Linked DNA regions of Mus musculus: region 1 is linked to region 2. Evidence: chromatin loops called from intact Hi-C (ENCODE). Cell type or tissue: heart. All regions are shown on one strand.

What was found. Hi-C counts contacts between places; a loop is a spot of excess contacts. Peaks named below come from ENCODE experiments on the same cell type or tissue, not always from the same donor. Only the 100,000 strongest peaks of a DNase experiment are listed, where the experiment ranks them.
Region 1: a loop joins it to region 2, with 2.6 times the contacts of the local background. A loop is called at or near these places in 10 of 42 quality-filtered maps.

The regions. Positions count from the first base shown.
Region 1 is chr3:80,056,113-80,058,612 of GRCm38, forward strand. No RefSeq gene overlaps it. Among named protein-coding and RNA genes, the nearest start is that of Gm36569, 170 kb to the left of the region's middle. In heart, no CTCF peak of the experiment used is centred here; no DNase peak of the experiment used is centred here; H3K27ac peaks cover 1,560 bases.
Region 2 is chr3:79,993,236-79,995,735 of GRCm38, forward strand. No RefSeq gene overlaps it. Among named protein-coding and RNA genes, the nearest start is that of Gm36569, 110 kb to the left of the region's middle. In heart, no CTCF peak of the experiment used is centred here; a DNase peak (open chromatin) is centred at 1,086; H3K27ac peaks cover 2,419 bases.

The DNA of each region.
Region 1 (2,500 bases), 63 kb after region 2:
TTGATTCACTTTAGCATTATGTTATTTTCATCTTGAGCACTAATTTTCTGGATGTATCTTAGAGCAAACAGACACATAAGTATTAGGAGATCAAACTAAAAGGAAAAACAGTTGGCAGAGGAAATATTTGAAATGTATAACACAACAGAAAGTCCTTCGTAGACTTCCAACTGAAGCTTAGTCTAACATTATGACTGCTTGGCAACAAATGTAAATCAATCAAGTCAGAAAACAAGCAAGCAAACAGACAGACAGAAAGACAGACAGACAGACAAACCCCTGAAAATCCAGGACGCTCCAGCTCCTACTGTTCCATTACCAAGCATAAGTACACACACTGCTCGCCACTATTCTTGATTGGTCTCAGCTCTCCTGGTTGCCAGGTCTCTTCCATGCTCATGCTGTCTCGGTGTGTCAACACCAGTTTTTCTGTTCGGTATTTTGTTTTGTTTTGTCTTGTTTTTCCTGGTGAGCATTTTAGCTCTGCGTGCGAATGTTCACTCTGGGCACTCAGGCACATGAAGGTCTGAATGAACAAACGAAAGCCCTTTCCGGATTCTGACAGTTTGTCCAGCACAAATAGAAGATGAAAGGCCTCTGGATTTCTTTTCTTTTTTTTTTCCCTGCTTCAGAGGAAATGCCTGCCCAGGACTATTCACTGTTTATAAAGTCTCAAGGATTTAGGTTTTGATTTTTCTTTCCTAAAGCTGAATGTTGTTTGAAAGAAAAATGTGAGAAGAAAGGCATAGATCTGTGTCTTTGGGCTGTGCTGCTGGGGTAAGGTACAATCTTCAGTTGGGTTCCACTCTTTCTACGCTGCTTCTGGAAAATATTTGATTCATGTTTTGCCTCATCAGTCTGTGCCAGGGGCATTGCTTACCGTGCCTTCTTTCCAATCTCTCGCTAAAACAAAGAGATATATTAAACTGACAAATGTCTGTGGATACATTTTTTAGTTTATGTGCTTTGATACAGAACAGCCCTACTTCTTGTCTTCACACCCTGCCTAACCACAGGAATGCTCACTGATCAGATTCTTCTTGGCTTAGCAAATATTTATCAAGGTCATTCTTTGGGTGAAGTAAGAGCAATCTTGCATAGCATGTGGATACCTGAACTTCTGAAGTTGAATGGGCACTCACTGTGCTTAGAAAGCAACGGCATGAAATACCAGTACTACAATCAACTTTCTCATCATATAGACAACATTTTGGGGGAAATAGATGGCCAATGGAGTGGCTATAGGCAATTTAATCAGAAATGAGAGAAAAGGTTCAAACTACTTAAGTGTAGAAACACCAAGGCTCTGTGGTTGCAAGGACGATTTTGATTGTTCATCTTAGGAAAATGGAAGCATGCAGGATGGAGAGTGGGTTTAGATGAGAAAGCCATGAGTTCAGCTTGGAATACTTTGACCTTAAATCCTTCCAAGAATCTGGACCTTGGTAGAAATGTTAGCTAATTGGTTATGGAGGGGGTTGGGGATATGGACTGGGAAATAGATTTGGGGGTCATTAGCACTTAGGTTAAAGTACAAAAGTCTTACAGGAGTAACAAAGTGGGATTTTGTGCATTTTGCACATGTCCATGGATTCTAATTTATGTTCTCAGTGAGAAGACTCTCAAGAATATATTTTTCCCCTTATGCAAATGAATGAGGACCTTGCAATCACATTGAAAAAAATCTTTATTCTAAAATTCTCATATTTTTCAATTTCCCAGTGGACCAGGTATTTTAAAGTTCAAAGTCATATACTTGTTTGATAAGACTTCTTTGTTTCTCCCTTTTTTTTACAATCCAAGAAAATGAACTTTGCCAAGATACTTAGTCGGCAATAAGCAAAGTCAAAGTCACACAACCAAGGTCAGGATTAGAAAGAAGTCGTTGAAAAGCACTCTACTTCATTTGACTGAAGATGGTAACGCTGTTTCTTTGTAGATTTTATTTTCACATTAACTCATAAAAATTCATGTTTTCGTGGGTCTTGAAACACCCTAGTACAAATATTGATAAAATGCTAATTAAATTGCCAACACATTTTTACAAGGATTTCTAAATTGCAAAGGAAAGGAAGGGGTATTTTTTTTTATAAATAAAGTCTATACAACTTCTTCACCTTACTCTAACGATATGAAAAGGATGGGCACTCTAACTAATCAATGTTATGATGATTATAGCGTTACGTGAGCAGAAACAGTTTGAAAGGGAAAGGGGATCTATGTTTAAATTCTCTTATTAGTTTATCTTAGAAACAATAAATAAATTTGAAAATAATTTCTATTAGTAGTGACAGTCACTGAAATTATACACTACAGACAATTTTTTCTTTACGAATATTTGCATGTTTTTTAGACTCAAAAATTAACTTCAAATTTTTAGAGATTAAAAAGTAGTTCCTTCCTTCCTTCCTTCCTTCCTTCCTTCCTTCCTTCCTTCCTTCCTTCCTTCCTTTTCTCCCTTCCTTCCTGTCTTTCCCACTCTCAGGATGATATAAGGAAC
Region 2 (2,500 bases):
ATCCACCCATAGCTGACTGTGAGCATCCACTTCTGTGTTTGCTAAGCCCCGGCATAGTCTTACAAGAGACAGCTATATCAGGGTCCTTTCAGCAAAATCTTGCTAGTGTATGCAATGGTGTCAGCGTTTGGAAGCTGATTATGGGGTGGATCCCTGGATATGGTAGTCTCTAGAGAAATGGAATAATTTTATGGTTTGGGGGTCAGTCACTACAACATGAGGAACTATATTGAAAGGTCACAGCATCAGGAAGTTTGAGAACCACTGCTGTAGACTCTGAATTTTCCTATAGACTCCAGCAACAACAAAGACAATACTCCAATAATCAAAAGAACTGCACGTTTCATTTAATCCTGTATTCTCTTTATGATTTTCAAACCCAAGCTTCAGATAGCTTTCTTAGCATGCTCAAGAGCCTACTGCAAATAGTGTAGCCACAAAAAAACAGATCTATTTCCAATTCCAGATGCTCTCAGCTGCACTTTGTGTCCTCTTAAAACAAGTTCATCACTACACTCATGGCCATGAAGGGGGAAGGTTTATTACCCATCAGCACTTTGAGTTGGAACTCAGCACTAGACTCATCAGGAAAAAAAAAAAACAAAACAACGTAGGGAACGTTCAGTGCAATCCTACCGGGTCTTTACCAAATTTTGTATCCTGCCTCTTCTACTTCTCCATGCTTACCTTTATCAACATCGTTTCCCAACCATTCTGTATCATTTGCAACCATTTTAGTTGAATTTTGACTGGCCTAAACAACATTTCTGACACTTAAGAGTTGGCCAACTCTCTAATTTAAAGGAGAAAAATACCAGCAAGCAAGACTTCCCTCAGATCCCCTCCCTCCCAGTGGCTTGAGCTTAACCCTTCTTCTCTCTTGTCACCCTGTTTCACATGCGCCCATAGATAAGCTCGTCCCTTTGCACTCTGGATCCCCACCCTCTTCCTGTCTGTTCTGAGAACTTTCCCTCTCACTTATGTCCGCTGCTTTCACCGCAGACCTCCCTCTTCTCTTGGCTCTTCCCCTTCCTTTTTAAAACAATTTCACATTCCTTATCCTAAAAATAATAATCCTTCTCCAGTCTGCTCCCCTTTCACTTAAGCTGTTTGCTTTCCCGGCTCCCCTTCAAGTCTAAAGGGCTTATCAAAACAGTTTACACTGAATGAATTCACCCCATTATCTCCAACTTGCTCCATGACTCATTTTGGTTTGGCTTCAGCTTCCCACTCCCTTTAAGTTGCTTTCAAATGACCCAACCCTGAGTCCAGCTCTGAAATCACTGAAACCAAGGTATAGATAGCTGCAAGCCCACCCCTTTGTAATGGATGTCCTTCCCGTAGCCTTCTGCTCAACTGCTACTAGCTAGGAATAAAGACTTTACTTGATTAGCCCACCAGTTCGTCATTAGAAGTATTAAGTTATATGGCTCAATGAAACACTGAGTCAAAAACAAAACAAAACAAACAAAACAAAACAAAACAAACAAAAAACAACAAGAAGCAAGAATTGTACTTCTTGATGAAACCCAAATGGCATTTAGAGTGCACATTCTATTTATATTAATTCCCACCTCTGTCACACAGTCAAATGTTTTTCTCTTAAGATCTAGCAAAGTCAAGTTCTGTCAGAGGGTTACAAATAGTAGGAAAGACTAATAGTAACGTATTTTATCCCAAATGTCTTTAGAATTGACAGCTGCCTCCTGCTGCTCTTGGCTTATTCATTTACTTAAGGAATGACACTGCGTTGCCTCCAAGTTTTGTCAGTTATGAATAAGTCTCCAATAGGTATTATTGGGAAGGTTTTTATCTGGACATACATTTCAATTCCTTTGAGTAAACATCAAGACACATAATTGCCAGACACTGTTTCTTTTATACAATACTACCAAATCTCTTTCATAGATGATTTAGGATGTTGCATTTCCCCAAGCAATGAATGGGAATCCCTATTGCTCCAGAGCCCTTCCTATGACCAGGGATATCGATCTTGACATTCAAATATTAAGATTCTACAATCGTTTCCCAAAGCCTAAAGTAGGAAGAACTGACATAAATGGTGACCAAATTAAGACCCCGTGCAAGAAGAATGTGAGGAATGCATGACAAATATGAATCCTCAAGCTGGATGTGGTGGCACACATCTGCAACCCCTGTATGTGGTGGCACACATCTGCAACCCCTGCATGTGGTGGCACACATCTGCAACCCCTGCATGTGGTGGCACACATCTGCAACCCTTGCATTAGAAGGCTGAAGCAAGAGGATGAGTAGACTGAGGATAGTCTGGGCAGTAAAACAAGAAAATAGTATCCTGAAAGAAGGAACATCTTTTGTCTCTAGATTGACTGTGGCTCACAGGTCATCCTGCCAGAGAGATACAGATTGTAAAATGATGAGGATTAGAAATTGACCCTGGCAAAACACAAATGTCGGAGAAGCCTGTTCTTAAGGCCACAGTTCAGCATGTCTGGATAGCTCTGTGAGCTTGATGCAG